Regions from separate parts of the Homo sapiens genome. Here region 1 is linked to region 2. Evidence: chromatin loops called from intact Hi-C (ENCODE). Cell type or tissue: right lobe of liver. All regions are shown on one strand.

Region 1 (8,000 bases), 94 kb after region 2:
CTTTCTGATTTTACCACATAAGTCATGTTTGTTCAATGGAACAGTGCACATTAGCTTTAATTGTTAATTAACACGCATCTGTTAAATAACCTTGTATCTGACTTTGGATTTTAAGCTTTCTGAGGGCAAGGACCATGTGCTGTTTAACCCCACACTGTTCCCACAGCCTGGCAAAGTGCCTCAAATTTACACAGGGGGCACTGAGATGGCTGCTGAGTGAATTGCTGACCAAGAGGGACTGCCCCACATCAGGCAGCCCATGCCATTACTGTGCTCACACTGTGCCCGACACAGAGCAAGGGATCATAAGTCCTGGGTGGCTTGAATTGACTCTTCCTAAAAAAAGAGTCTGTGATCTAGGAAGTCCAATATAAAAAGATGTTGCGGATTGCCCAGACTTAGAGTAAGAGGGGCAGAAATGAAGTAGGCATGGATGGTAATTTTGTTTTTCCATCAGGGCTGCTCTTACTCTGGAGTAAGGAGAGGAAGGCTAAGACACAAAAGGGGGACTCCGCCCAACCCAGCTTATGTCCTGTGATACCAGAAGGGAGCATTGCAATGACCTATTAAACCTCAAACCAAGCTGAATCCATTTCTGAGTAAGAGACTCTTACAGGGCTCCTGTCCTCAAAACTATATAAAATTGCTCAAATTATGTACTTCTGAGATAATAAATTAGCAGAAGAAGCACATAGCCCACCTCTTAAGATAGGGAAGTAGATCTGAAGTAGCTCAAGAAACAAAGTTTTCTACAGATGAAGGATGAGGGAAGGAAACCCAAGACCAGTTGATTCTGGTTTGGGAAATGATAACACTGGAGAACACACTCTACTATCTGTTTCTTGTGACATCCTTTGTGCTAAAGTTATCTCCTTTGTTGGCATGGCCACCATCCCTACTTCTAGTGCAGTGGAGATGTATGAGTGTCTCCATTGCTAAGTGTTTAGTTACTCAAGATAAACTTGACTGGAGAGGGTGTGGGCAGGCATTCAGTCAAGCAACAAGCCACTCACTGAGTGCCACCAATGGTGTGGGAAAAGATGACTCTCCTTAGACTGGTCCATCCAAAATAAAGGAGGTGGGGAGAGCATACCTGGGTGGTCTTCAGGGTACTCCTGGAAACATCCATCAGCTCATGAGCTCACAGCTGAATTCCAAATCCTGGGATGCCTGCTTGGAGGGAGGGTAAAACACCATTTCTCAGGGACAGAAGCCCACAAAGCTAAGGGCACTGGGTTTCTAAGTCAGGATTTCATCACGGCTGGATGACCCTTTTTTAAGGAAAGCCAGCTGATCTCCAGGACTCCTGATACATAAGAGCTATGCAGTCTGTCACTTCTAGGGAGAGAGATGGGGACTAGCTCTGGTTCCTCATGCGTTCCTTCCCTCTCACTCCCTAAAGACCTCAAGAAACAGATCCTTGGTAACAATGCCTTCTTTGGGCCAGAAAGCTTAGTTGAAGTGTGGATTCTTATACAAGTCTCATGTTTTCTGGACTCCTAGGAGACTCAGAGGAGACACCATAGGTAACCCTTATTGAACTGGAAGAAGTGTGAAGTACTATCAACCACTGAGACTCCCATGGCTCAAGAATATGCACAGAGGTCTAACTAGATATAGGTCTCAGCCCCTGACTTTAGAAGTCTGACATTCCACAGATATGCACACACTACACGCTCCCCTCACAGAGGAAACTGGAGTAGGGGGACACAGCAGAACAAAATCGCAACACTACTACAGGAAAACCTCGTCATTCCGTTACTTGTCCTTTGCTATGTTGGAATACTTATAGATTAGTTTCAACAATCAGGTTACTCCTTATCTTTGCTCTAAGTCTTGTACAGGCCTTTAGCAAAAAGCAATAAAATTCTCATCTGACTCTTGGTGGGCTGGGGAATCTGCCTATTCTATTCAGTTGGTTCACTCACATCTCCAAACCAGAACCTACAACCACTCTGTAACTTTATTTATGTAAAATCCACTCTACTTACCCCAGTGCAGTGGCCTGTGGCTCCTGGGCCCTGACTCCAATTCCTTTAGGGTGGACCTTGCAGTTGGAACCATCCACCTCTCGTTTTTTCTATCTCTGCTATTAACATAGCCCCTCCTCTATTGCCTCACCAACTATTTTCAAACCAAAAAGTCTTTGTCTATTCATAGCCACTGTAAAAGTAACATTCATTTTTCTGTTTTTTAATCTAATGTCTGCGTCTTCAGTGGTTCTCACTGGCTAATCTAATCAGTGTGTTCTAGGGAGGTTTATTCCTTGCCTGTTCAGCTTGTCCCAGCACAACAAAGGTAAGTCATTTGCCTGGGGAGAATCAGCTCTTTTAAATCAGACAATCCTCAGGAAAGATGTCAGGACTTTTGCCTCTTTTCTTCATGGGACTGAGATTCAGGAGAACATTCCACATTCCACTGCCACACAGCTCTGCAAACCCCAAATCCTGACTCTCCGAAGAAGGATATGGGCAAGGAAAACAAAGAAGGCATTTGAAAAAACCAAACCTTGCAAGAAAAACTTTGCGTACTTGGTGATTTTTCCAGGTTTATCCTGACTTTTGGCCTCTGTTTTTATGAATTCCATTTTTGTTTAAGTGAAAAAGATACGGTGAGAGAGACATAGTGGAAAATGGGAAGTTTGGAGGAAGATGGGAAGGAAGAAGCCAGTGAGTAGGAAGTGAGAATCGGGAGTGGAGGGAGTGAGGGACGCGGTGCTGAGCGATGGGGAAGAGAAGCATGCCAGGAAGGCGCAGCGTCTCTGGGCACCCAGCATGGGGCCTGGTATATGCACACATTTCCCCTCATTGAACTCTCAACAGTCCAGTGGGGAGAGCATTCTCGTCCCCAACCTTACAGAGCTGGAACAGAAGCTCAGAGACTTACAGACAGGAAGAAAAGTAGGAGCTGGAAGCCCCATTAAAAAAGCAACTCTACCCCTCTTCTTCCAGTCTCTTCTGTGGCTTCTCTAAGGGTCTTCAGCCTCCTTATTTCAGGGTTGACCTTCTCTTTCAGATAGGAAATTTATCATCTGGTTGGATATCCTCACTTTCTTCCTAGATCACGTGGAGTTTTCCCTTAGTGGAAAAGCCTCATTCCTGGATCTAGAGCCTGCTGGTGGCAGACATGTAAAAAACATGTTTCGGAGGCCATGCCCAAGCCAACACATTAACCCAACATTATAGTTTCTGTTAATAATCCATGGAATCAAAGACAGGCAAGACTAGGGAGATCAACACATGCTGGGTCACCAGAGGCTTTCCTGGTTTTAGCACAGAAGATCTGTGACCCAGGAAACCCCTTAGTCCCAGGAAGATCAGCACAGCCTAGGCCAGAAACAGTTTCGGGCCTTAGGGAATTTCCAGCTGGTTGGGGATTCAACAAATTCAGAAGAGTGTGAGGCTCCAAAAAGAAGCACAAAGGGAGGGAAGGGTTCAGTGAAAGAAAAATCACCCTTGTTTGGAGGATTACCTTGTTCCACAAATGTTCATGGCTTACCTACCAGCCCCATGTGTTAAAGAAAAGCTTTGTGGAGAAAATGGCCTTGGAGATGCAGTGAAGGGATAGGATAGGGGTAGGATTTAGAACAGTAGAACTACCAAGGGGTATCTGAGGCAGAGGGAAGAAGCCACAAAAAATATAGACATAAGAGGTGGGAGAACATAGCATAAATATCCTGAGAACTGGAGAGCAGTTTCCCTGGCACAGGGCAGGTTTGGGGAAATAAAGCTTTGGGCATGCGACGATAGGCTGGGTAGTCTATGGAGAGGTGTAAACATCAGCAAACATGTCTGAAGTGAAAGGAATGTGGAAGGGGACTTGGTACAAGAATGGAATAATGGACTTCACAGTGGATTGTAGCACAGGTGGAAAGACCAGTTGAGACGTTACTGCCAAGCATTCAAGTGAAACCCTTTGGTTTCTACCTACCCAGGTTTTGTTCAAATAATTTGGACATTTATTTCAGACACTTCAGGTTTGGGGTTTTTTTGTCTCTCACTTCACACAGGAATTTGAGGGTGAGCTTCATCTGGTTTGGTGAGGGTATTGGAAGGTATGGGGCAGGGGCTGTCCCTCCAGGATGCACAAAGGGAACAGGTTTGCAGGCTCAGGAATCCTCCTAATGGAGGAAGGAGGAAGGAGGGAGGAGGACCTGCCCTGGCAGCACCGTGCTTTCTTCCTCGTGTCTAGTGTCCACTGGGATTTGGCTGCTGCACTGCTTGTCTCCCTGTCCAGACCTAATGCCTCGTTAGCTGTTAACCAAAGCATGTTCCTTACTTATTTGAGAGGCTTTCTACCTTGCCAGAGAAAGACAGCCATTTGAATGTTCTCTGTGAGAAAAGGGAAAGGCAGTGTGGCGGTGTGAGACCACAGCCTGAAGTCCCCGACTGCCACCACCTGCCACAATATCCTGCTGCCACTCCCCAGCTCTGCTGTCTCTAAGCCTCAGTTTCCCACATGAACCAGGCGACTAAAGTGGGGATGGCAGATTTTCTCTCAGAAGGGAAAAGTGCTAGGCGTCAGGTCCAAAGAAGTATACTGTAAACCCCTCCTCGTATTCCAGCACTGCTTTGGAATGCTTTTTTTTTTTTTTTTTTTTTGCTTTGGATATTTTTCCTTTTTACTTTTTTTTTTTCAAGTTCTCTCATGAGGTTGCATACTTTACTTTTTTTCATTTAAAAAATGTAGTTCCAGTTGGACTTAGGGAGGAAAGAGAAGTAAATGTTAACAGTTCACTTTACAATCTTGAACGAATTTTTTACTTAAGGTTGATTTAACTTGGTAAGTGTATTTTTTGTGAATTTCCTATTCATATCTATGTTTCTATTGATGTGTTTCTTTTTTCTATTTATTTATTTATTTATTTATTTTTGAGATGGAGTCTCACTCTATCACCCAGGCTGGAGTGCACTGGCCACCATCTCAGCTCACTGTAACCTCTGCCTCTCAGGTTCAAGTGATTCTCATGCCTCAGCCTCCCAGGTAGCTGGGATTACAGGCATGCGCCACCATGTCAGGCTAATTTTTGTATTTTTAATAGAGATGGGGTTTCGCCATGTTGGCCAGGCTGGTCTCAAACTTCTGGCCTCAAGTGATCCACCTGCCTCAGCCTCCCAAAGTGCTGGAATTACAGGCATGAGCCACCACTCCCAGCTTCTTTTTCCTATTTATTTGTAAAAGTTACTTATTTATGTTATAAATATTTTTCTTTTTCTTTGTTTTTAGAGAAAGGGTCTTGCTCTGTCACCCAGGCTGGAACGCAGTGGCGCGATCACAGCTCACTAAAACCTCAAACTCCTAGGCTCAAGAAATCCTCCCGCCTCGGCCTCCCAATTATAGATATTTTTCTGTTTGTCATTTGTCATTCAATTTTGTTTGCAGTCTTTTTCTTTTTCTTACAGGAAGGTTTAATACGATGTGTGTGTGTGTGTATTTTAATAAAGTCAAATTTATCCATATTATTCTTTAAGGTTTCTAGTTTTGTTGTCAATCTTAGAAAAGTTTTAGCCATCCCCAACTTTATATACAAAATAAATTTTCTTTATATAGAAAATCTGTATGTTCTAAATTTTCTTCTAGTTCTTTTCCGGTATTGCTTTGTATATTTAAATATTCAATCCATCTGGACTTTGGTATATGGTGTAATATGAGGATTTAACTTGTTTTTCCCAAGTGTTAAATCACCATTTGTAAAATTATGTACCCTGTACCCACCATCCTACACCCTCCTTCCCAAAGGGGCAGACTGAAATCCAGCCGAGGGGACCCATCCTGCTTGATCACATACTGATGTTTCTATGTGCTTGAGTCTGTTCTCAGCCAACCAACCTGATAGTAGGCCCCGTGCCCAGTTTCCCTTTCTTACCACTCACTCATCCCTCAAACCACTGTGTTCTGATTTCTGCTCCTTACTGGTCACAGACATTTCTGTGGCAAAGCTCATCATCAAACTTCTAATTGCCAAGTGGACAATTAGACAGTGGACACTTTTCAGATCTTTGCTTGATAGACCTCTCTATTACATCTGGTGTTATTGACAATTCTTTCCTCTTTTTTTTTTCCTGTTTGTTTTGCTTGGTATATTTTACAACTTGTGGGCCATTCAGTATGTGCATATTTATCTTTGTTAAATACGGCCACATTGTTTTCCAGAGTGGCTGTAGCACTTCACACACCTACTAGCAGTGTGTGTGTCTAACTGGATTATTTAAGGATAAGAGTTGGGAGATCTGGGATGCTCTGGTTTTCTGCCCCCAGGGATGTGCTCACTGTCCCCTTTGTGCTGTCACCCTACAGATCTCTCTCCTGTGAGCTTGAGTCCTGCTGCTGGCCTAAGTCAACCCCACCACTATCACTACCAACTGCCAACACAAACCAAGAGACAGCTTTAAAGACTAACCTTCCCAAAACCCTGTTTTTGCATTTTGTTCCCTGTTCCAGAATTGCCAGTAGCTTCCCAATGCAGTCAAATACAGTCTGAACTCCTTGGATTGGCACTAATGGTGTTCTCCTGCCTGGCTTTCTCATTCCTTGCCAGCCTTATTTCTCTCCCTGCTACACCCTCCTCCCCAAAGGGGCAGACTGGAATCCCGCCAAGGGGACCTATCCTGCTGATGAGGCTGTAAACCAGTACAGCCACTCTGCAAAAACAATGTGGCAATATTTAATAAAGATGAAAATACTCATAAGGAATGACGAAGCAATTTAACTCCTTACAGAAACTTTTGCATATGCGTGCCAAAGCACATGAACAAGGGAGGATATTTATATAGCATGGTTTGGAGGTACCTGAACTCGGAAGCAACCCAAATGTCCACTGGTAGTGGAATGGGTATGTTCTGGTCTCTTCACCCTTCTTCACTCCCCTTGCCTCCTCACTGAACTTACACAGCATGTTAATTTTTCAGATAACATGTCTTCATTTAAAACAGGAGCCCAACTACCTACTTTCCAAAATAGAGAGCATTTTTTTTCCACTGAAAAATGAATTTCCAATATCACTATGTTAATATGTATAAAAACTGGACAGGTGCAGTGGCTCACGCCTGTAATCCCAGCACTTTGGGAGGCCAAGGCGGGTGGATCACAAGGTCAGGAGTTCAAGATCAGTCTGGCCAACATAGTGAAACCCCATCTCTACTAAAAATACAAAAAATTAGCCGGGGGTGGTGGTTGTGAGCCTGTAACCCAGCTACTTGGGAGGCTGAGGCAGGAGAATCACCTGAACCTGGGAGGCGGAGGTTGCAGTGAGCCGAGATTGCGTCATTGCACTCCAGCCTAGGCGACAGTGCGAGATTCTGTCTCAAAAAAAAAAAAGTATAAAAATTTTGTAAAATGGTGTGGTCATGTTTTATCATTTGTTAATCTAAGTGTTTCTTTTTGCGTTTTTAAAAATTCACTTCTTAAAATGTGTGTTTACATTTTTTTAAATTTAAATATATATCTAGGTTTTCAGTTCTATGTTGTCAAATGCATAGTCTATCCTTTGCTTTTTGCTTTTTACAAAGGAATACCAAGATGAGTTACAAGTGATTTATCTCAGATTTTGTTCACTGAGGCTTAGAGTTTACTCCATGAGTTCATGAGGGTTCAGTTCCACCTATTGTTCCTTGCTCAATTGTTTGAGTAGGTCCTGATTACCTGCCAGATGGCCAGTCCTGGGCTGATCTTTTCTACAAAGATCAGAAGGGTCTCTTCTGGCAAGGCAAGCCTGGCTTGTACTCTCTGTGGAAACTTAACTAGCCATGGCTGCAGCTAGAGGGCCCAGCCAAGGATCTTTCCAAATCAAGTGTCTTTGGCTGTCAAATATGTAGGTAACTAAAACTCCAATCTCTGAGGGAGGACAGTCTGCCCTATCTGAATTCCCTTGTCTTCTAGAAAGGGTCAAATAGTAGTCTAAGCACTCAGGGAGAGTGAACACTTTTCTCCTTGTGTCTCTGTCAAGGGCAGGGAACACTAAACCATTAGTAATAACGTAGTCTTTAAAGTACATTAAATCA
Region 2 (8,000 bases):
TGAAGGCACCGATCATCTTCTTGATGGCATCGTAGATGAAGATGAAGCTGATAAGGGTGGAGAAGCCCTCCTCGGTGAAGCGGGTGATATATTTGATGATAAAGCTGGCATCTGTGGCCACTAGGATAAGGCACTGGACAGCTGAGTGTAGGCCAATCCAGAGGCGGAACTCCATGTAGTCCAGGCCATTGCCTCTGGAAGGCAGAGGGGAGGTGAGGGGCCTCCAGCCCAGGGCTCCTGGCTGTGCTTGACTCCTCAGACTCATCCTTAAGTGGCTTATCTGTCCTCCTGTGGCACTGATGCCCTCCCAGGGACTGTGAAAGACTGGGGACAGGGACAATTCTTGGGCAGAGTTGTCTGATCTTTGAGATTTCATGGGGGTCCAGTGTTCATCTTTATAAGAACTTTTTTTTTTTTTTGAGAAAGAGTCTCTCTCTGTCACCCAGTCTGGACTGCAATGGCGTGATCTTGGCTCACTGCAACCTCTGCCTCCCTGGTTCAAGTGATTCTCCTGCCTCAGCCTCCTAAGTAGCTGGGATTACAGGCACCCGCCGCCACGCCTGGCTGATTTTTGTATTTTTAGTAGAGACGGGGTTTTACCATGTTGGCCAGGCTGGTCTCAAATTCCTGACCTCAGGTGATCCGCCCGCCCCAGCCTCCCAAAGTGCTGGGATTGCAGGTGTGAGCCACCACGCCCGGCCAAAAAAAAATTTTTTTTAAAGATCTTATGGAGGAGGCAGGAAGGTGCCAAGACATCTCAGTGCTCACAGTTGGTAACAGACACCAGAGTGAGTGAAAAACAGGGAATTTTGGAAGAACAGGGTTGGAGCAGCCCTTGGAAATGGTCTGGTCCAAACCCTCATGTTGTAGAGGAGGCAACTGAGCCTGGAGTAGTGATGGGAGCTGCCTGGGTCTGGGTGTAACCTTCTGACCTTCAGCCCAAGACTTCATACACTATACTGCCTATCAAGTCACCATTGCTCACAAACTGAGTGGTGTGAATTTTCTCCTCTTGTCGTGGCTGGTCCCTATGGGCTGTGCCAATATGCACTAAGATGTCTTAAAGGCAGGTAGCTGGCAGGAGTCAGGAGGGGCCACCTGGTAGCCCTTCCCATAGTTAAAGATGGCTTTGGCACCACCGCACCACCACCTACCCTTGGGACCTATTCCCCTGCCCTAGCCCCAGCATACTGCCCCAAATGCGAGAGCAGGCACTGGGGGCCACCAAGGGACACCTACTTGCTGAAGTCGAAGAGGAGCTTCTCAAAGATGAGGATGGGCCCCGTGCTGCTGAGAATGATGAGAGGCTGTCCCGAGAAGAGGCAGAACAAGGAGCCAGCCATGGCAGTGCCCAGGAAGCTCTCCATCACTCCCTGGGGGCACAAGGAATGTGTGGTTCAGCATAGGAAGGAGAAGCGGTCTCTCCACACAGGCTGCAGCCCCAGCGATCTCTCCACGGGCCCAGGCCACAGTGTTTATCCTTCGTTCTGGGCCCTTTCCTCCCTAAATCCTGTTCTCCATCTCCTACACCCTCCACAACTTGCCACCATGGCCATTGTCACTCTGTTTAATTCCATCTAGATAAAGGTACCATGTGACTTCCTTCTGGCACCCAGGGCCTAGAAAACAGTGGATGTGCTTTTCTCTGTGTCCATTCTACTCCCAGAGGACAGCCCATTTATCCATCTGATTATTCATTCATCTAAACATCTGTTTGGTGCTTTTAGAGGTCAGATCATTCATTTATTCAAAGTCCGCTGAGTGTCTGCTGTGTACCAGGCATTGTGAAAGGTATTGAGAACCCATCACTGAACAAGATAACATATCTTCATTCCAGTGGGAGACACAGGTAAGTAACCAGGCAATTCCCATATAGCAGGGTTTCTCAACCTCGGCACAATGGACATTTTGGGCTAGATGATTCTTTGCTGTGGAGGGTCTGTCCTGTGTATTGTAGTGTGTTTAGTAGCATCCACAGCCTCTACACATTAGATACCAGTAGGAACCCTCCTCCCAGTTATAACAATGAAAACTGTCTCTAGATATTGTTAAATGTCTCCTGGGGTGAAAATTGTCCCTGGTTGAGAGCCACTGCCAAGAGGTGTGCTGGGATAGGTTTAGGGTGCCACAGGAGCACGCAGTAGAGGTAAAGATGTAGTCAGGAAGGCCTCCCTAGAAGTAGATAAGTGGAAGCTGAGATCCAAAAAATGAGCAGAGAATTGGCCAGGGGAATAGGGTTAAGTGGAGTGATAAGAAACAGTGTCCCAGGAAGAGGGAATAGTGTCTAAAAGGTCTGGAGCTGAAAAACAGCATGTACTTGAAGAACCAAAAGATGATCAGGATTGATGGAAAACAGAATGTAGAATGGTTGGGGAGGGTAGGAATGCTGAGAAAGAGAATGCTGGGAGATGAGGCGTGAGAGCCAGGTAGGGCCATGTGGTGAGGGCCACATGGGGCAGCTGGGACTTATGAGTCAAGGATAATGCTTAGTTTCCGGTGTAGACAGCTGGGTGAACCACGGTATCACCTGCTGTGCTGGGGAAGGGCAGGGAGCAGCACGTCAGGAGGGAAGATAAGGGACGCAATGTCAGCTGTGTGAACTGGGGGATCCTGAGGGGCAGCCATGGGGAATCCTGAGGGGCAGCCATGTGGACATGCCCAAAAGGCAGCTTGACAAATGGGTCTTCTCCTTGGGGTACTGAGCTTTCCAATGGCTCTACTTTGAAGGCCTCCATTGGAGAAGACCCTTGCCTAGGAGATTGGCAGGTGTCTGCTGAGCTGTTTTCCCCAGGGAGGCCTGAGTTGTTGTCATGGCAACAGCTTACCATCCTTCTAAAAATGTCTTAACTCCAAACTAAGAATTCAAGGTTAGTTTTTAAAAAGTGTGGGGAGAAGGCCACAATTAGCACTCCATTAATTGTGCTGATTAAATTCACTCCAGCATCAGTGGGAAAAGTACCAAATAACACAGCAGATGATTCCCCTTAACGGTTTGACCTATTTAAATAATCATTAAGTTTGGTCTTTAGTAATGAGATTTAGCTTCAGATCTTTTAATATTGTCTTATTATATTATTATTACTTGAAGCGTAAAGGATTACAAATAGTGATGGCCTCAACCTGGATGGTAGATGAAACCTTGGTTTTGGGATTACAGGATGAAGCTTCCTGCTGCCACCAGGTGGCGGCAGATCTTACTTTTACACTCAGGGCACCGGCTCGCACACACCTGATAATTGTCGGTGGCATCCCCCAGAAGCCCACCAAAGGTGATCGCGTTGGTGATACAGCCGAGGTAGATGAATAGGATGGCAGAGATGGACTGAATGTGGAAGCCATCATAGAAGTCACTTGGGAACCAGGGCAACTTCCTCTTGATATCCAGACACAGGCCACCGAAGAACCTGCTCAAGACAGGCCCAGGGGCTGCTTTCTCACCACTAACACCAGTGCAGGGGCAGGGCTATTTACAAGAACTTGCAGAGTCTGGGGCGAGGAAAGGAACTTGACCAGGGTGGATGGGGCAAAGATCTTTCCACCAGAACATTTAGGGCCAGGGATGAATTCCTGTAGGACTGAGTTTGTGGTTGGCACCACCCACATTGGGAAGGGTGGACATAGAGGGTTTTGGAGAGGGAAAGTCTGATGGGAATATGTCCTGGGGTAGACCTAACATTCCATGGAGAATGGAAGTCCTGGGGTCCACAGATGGTGGTCCTCCTCACATCCCTGACCATCTGCAGGGTGCCTGCTCTTGGTGAACACAGGAGTGTCTAACTTTCGGTGACAGAAGCATCCCAGATTATAACAGATTCATTAAGAACAGATCCTAAACCTTATAACTGGTTGGTATTTGTTTGTTTTTTGATTTTGCTATCTGGAACAGCTGAGTGGAAGATTTTAGGTTTGGAGACACTGTTTACTGGGATTGCTATTCCCATAGCCCCTAATGCAGTCCTTAGCATGGAGCAGAGTTTCTCAACCTCAGTTCTGCTGATATTTTGGACTGGATACTCCTTTGCTGCAGGGGCTGTCCCATGCACTGCAGGATGTTTAGCAGCTACCTACTAGATGCGAGTAGCATCTCCCCTCTCCGGTTGTGACAAGCAAAAATGTCTCTGGACATTGCCAAATTCCCTGGGCTCGGGGGTAGGGGGACTAAGGAGGGCCAAAGCTGCTTACAGTGAGAACCACTGGTATAAAGCCAAGGGCATATAAAACATGACTTCATTCTCAAAGTCATGATTTATATGTAGATTTTCAAGGCCACATCCTTTCCTAAATCTAGATCAACCTGAATGACTCCAAGAGCTGGAAAAGAAACCCAGGCCAGGAGAACTTTCTCTTATTTTCTTTAAAAAAAAAAAAAGTTTTTGAATAGGTAAATTAAGTTTTAAAAAAGGTACTGTTATTGAGTTGTGTCCCCCCAAAAGATATATTAAGGTCCTAACATCTATGTAACACCTATGCAAATGTAATCCAGTTTAGATTAAGTCATTATGGTGGGCCCTATTCCAACATGACTGGGGTCCATACACAAAGAGGAAAGTGCTCTGTGAAGACAGACACACAGGAGGCCATGTGGTGGAGAGGCAGAGCCGGGGGTGATGCGGCTGCCAGCCAGGAACACCAAGGACTGCTGGCCACCACCAGAAGCCAGGAGGAGGCCAGGAAGGATTCCACCTGGAGCCTCAGGGAGCACGGTGGTCCTGCCAACACCTGCTGTGGAACTCCTGGCCTCCAGAACTGCAGGAGAGTAACCTTCTGTGGTTTTAAGCCACCTAGTTTGTGGTACTTTGTTACAGCAGACCCAGGAAACAGGCACCAAAGGATATCTAAGAGAAAAGTTTGGGTTCCTCTCCTCTTGTATGGGTCTCAAATTCCCCTCTCCTGAGGCAACCTTTTGGGGATCCATGATGGGGTTCAAGGGCTCTGGGAGGGAAAGAAGGCAGGGGTGACCTCGAGTGGGCACTACAGACCATGGTTGGGAAAAGTCCCTAGAGGGCAGCTGAGAAGGGAGAAGTCTAAAGGACAGCAGGGTCACTGGGAGGCCTGGGGTGGGCACCTTCCTGTCCAGATAAGTTCCTCCCCGATTTCATGCATGGCTGGCATCTCTCCATCATCCCCGCTGCTTGTTCCGCCGGCCCCGCCACTGCCAGCCCCGCCGCCACTGCCACCACCACCACCACCTCCATTGCCTCCTCCAGGAGCTCCGCCGCCTCCTCCCACAGAGCCATTCATCTGGCCCAGCTCTGCTAGGGAGAACACAGATTTCCTGGAAGAGAAGGGGGATGAAGGAGAGTGGGTCCCCCAGAGCACCCCTCACCTCTCCAACCAAAATTATGAAATATCTTAAAAGACAGACAAAAATGCAGAAAATTGTCTAACAATATCCACACGCAGGTCACCTAGATTTTACAAATGTTCACATTTAGCCATATTTGTTTCTGATATATCTTATTATTTTTAAACTTATTTTAAACATTATTTTGAGACAGGGTCAAACTCTGTTGCCCAGGCTGGAGTACAGTGGCATGATCACAGCTCACTGCAGCCTTGACCTCCTGGGCTCAATCAATCCTCCTGCCTCAGCCTCCAGAGTAGCAGGGACTATAGGTGCATGCCACCATGCCCAGTTAATTTGATTTTTGTTTTGTAGAGACAAGATCTCACTATGTTGCCCAGGCTGGTTTCAAACTCCTGGGCTCAAGTGATCCACCTGCCTCAGCATCCCAAAGTGTTGAGATTACAGGCATGAGCCACTATGCTGAGCCTCAGATGTATTTTAAAGAGAAATAAAATGATACCGACAGAGTTGAAGCCTCCTTTTTCTCTCCCTACTGCCCATTCTCATACACACCTCTTGTCAGCAGAGGGCACCTTCTTGGGGGGCTCAATCCGGATATTTGGGTCCCATTCTCCAGGAGGAAGGACGATGACCTCATCCAGAAATTCATCAATTCCTGCGATCAGATCTTCCCGATTGCGGGCTTTGTAGGCCACGTCACTGAAGAGCTGGCGAGGAGAGAGGAGGGAGAAAAGAAAGATCGGGTCTGTTTCTGAAATGCCTGGGAGCATATCACATCTAGTTTTTAAAGGAATCCCTTTGAACCACATCTCCCACTGCCAACTCACTCTCAGTTTTTGGAATGAGACTATAGTACATTGGTAAAATATGGCACAATGGGACACAGCAGGCACTGGGGGAAGACAGCCTCTCTTGGATCTGAAGGCCAGGTCTCCATATTCTTGCTTGTAGGACTTCGGTTAAGTTACTTAACCTTTCTGTTTTCAGTTTTCCACACATCATACATATTAGAAAACCTTTGTAGAGCCCAGTCCAAGGAGCTCAGATATTTCATAACCATTTTTTACTTCCAGCCCTTCGCCCTTGGAGGCTCAGGCCGTGTTCTTCACACTGTCTCCAGAGTGTGCTTTCTGACTTACAGATTCGATGGGACTATGCTCACATTTAACCCTTTCCCATTTAGGCAAAAAAAAAAAGTGCAGCTCACTGCCAGCACTCATTTAATTTTACATAAACACACTCTTTGAGGCCGAAGCAAATCTGACTGATTTTCAATGTGAAAATGCAATATAAAAATTATTCTTAGAATTATTTCTAAAAAGAACTAACATTGGAATCATTGGAATGATCAGAATCATCTATTTTGGAAACACTGGATTCATCAAATGAATCTTAGGCCAAAAACTGTTCGAGAATGATGTTAGCATCACTCGTAGGAATGCTAGTTTTCTAGGATTTGATATTTTCAATGATTGAGAGTTAGTGTATTTTGTAAATGGAAATGCCACAACTAAAAACAGAATGCTTTAAGTAGAATGATGTCTTTTGTTTCCAAAGTCAACATATAAGAGCAATGCAAAAATAATAATAAAAGTGAGACATTTCGTGGGGAAAAGTTATCTCAGGGTAAAGCCTGCAGCCGCAAGCACCGCCAGTGAGTATTCTTGGCACAAACGGAAAAAGAGTTAAAGTCCTCTAGGCTCCCCATCACTCTGGGGACAGAGTGTGACTCAGCTCTGCTTACAGGCTCTGTGTAGTCTCTGGCTCACCTCTCCAGTATTACCTCCTGCCCTTGAAGCTCTTACACTGAGCCTATATCAAACCACCTCCATCCAGCTTCTCTGAGCCTGATCCATTTCCTTTGTTTGGAATGCTTGCCTCACAGCCTGGTGCTGGGTCTACCTTCCTCCTGCTCCTCCTTAGCTTTAAAGCCCCCTCATCTGTGAAGCCCTCCTTGACCCCCTGGGCAGCTAGCACATGGTTAGTTTTACAATTATCAATCTGTCCCTCACACTTGATTGGTTCTCCTAAAGGACAATGACTATTCCCTGATTCTCATAATCTTTAGCATCCTATGTAGTGCCTGGTACACAGTAGGTGCTCAAATGTGCTGGCTGGATAAGTTAATGAATGAAGGTGCAGTGCTTGGTGCAGGAGCTGTAAAATTCAGGAGTACAAGCTTCTGGTTACCACTTACATCATCTACCATGAGGGTTGCAATGGCACGGCCAATTTCATTGTAGGATTTTGCTCTCCCAGAAGGTCCCAGTAGTATAAACAGAAATCTGCAAAGAAGATGGAGGAGGAGACAGAGAAGATTAAGGAAGAGGAGCATGAAAGTGAGAAGGAAAAACAGAAGCAAGTGAAGAGAATTCTCTGGCCCTGAACAGTATGCATTTTTTTTTTTTTTTTGAGACAGGGTCTTGCTCCATCACCCAGGCTGCATGGAGTGCAGTGGCGCAATCTTGGCTCACTGCAACCTCCACCTCCTAGGCTCAAGTGATCCTCCCACCTCAGCCTCCTGAGTAGCTGGGACTACAGGCGTGTACCACCAAGCCCGGCTAATTTTTTGTATTTTCAGTAGATACAGGGTTTCACCATGCTGCCCAGGCTGGTCTCCAACTCCTGGGCTCGAGCAATTCACCCGCCTTGGCCTCCCAGAGTGCTGGGATTAGAGGAATGAGCCACTGCG

What was found. Hi-C counts contacts between places; a loop is a spot of excess contacts. Peaks named below come from ENCODE experiments on the same cell type or tissue, not always from the same donor. Only the 100,000 strongest peaks of a DNase experiment are listed, where the experiment ranks them.
Region 1: it touches region 2 in a loop (2.2-fold over the local background); 63 of 110 quality-filtered maps call a loop at or near these places.

The regions. Positions count from the first base shown.
Region 1 is chr2:74,341,365-74,349,364 of GRCh38, forward strand. SLC4A5 (solute carrier family 4 member 5) reads right to left here and starts at 2,052. Exons shown (of 31, transcript NM_133478.3): 1 at 1,992-2,052; 2 at 1,094-1,170. In right lobe of liver, no CTCF peak of the experiment used is centred here; no DNase peak of the experiment used is centred here.
Region 2 is chr2:74,247,114-74,255,113 of GRCh38, forward strand. It overlaps SLC4A5 (solute carrier family 4 member 5), which reads right to left. Exons shown (of 31, transcript NM_133478.3): 14 at 7,506-7,593; 15 at 5,861-6,015; 16 at 5,066-5,275; 17 at 3,230-3,404; 18 at 1,240-1,373; 19 at 1-194. Among named protein-coding and RNA genes, the nearest start is that of MTHFD2, 52 kb to the left of the region's middle. RefSeq lists enhancers at 3,189-3,358, 3,409-3,468. In right lobe of liver, a CTCF peak has its summit at 3,170 (motif pointing right); a DNase peak (open chromatin) is centred at 3,208.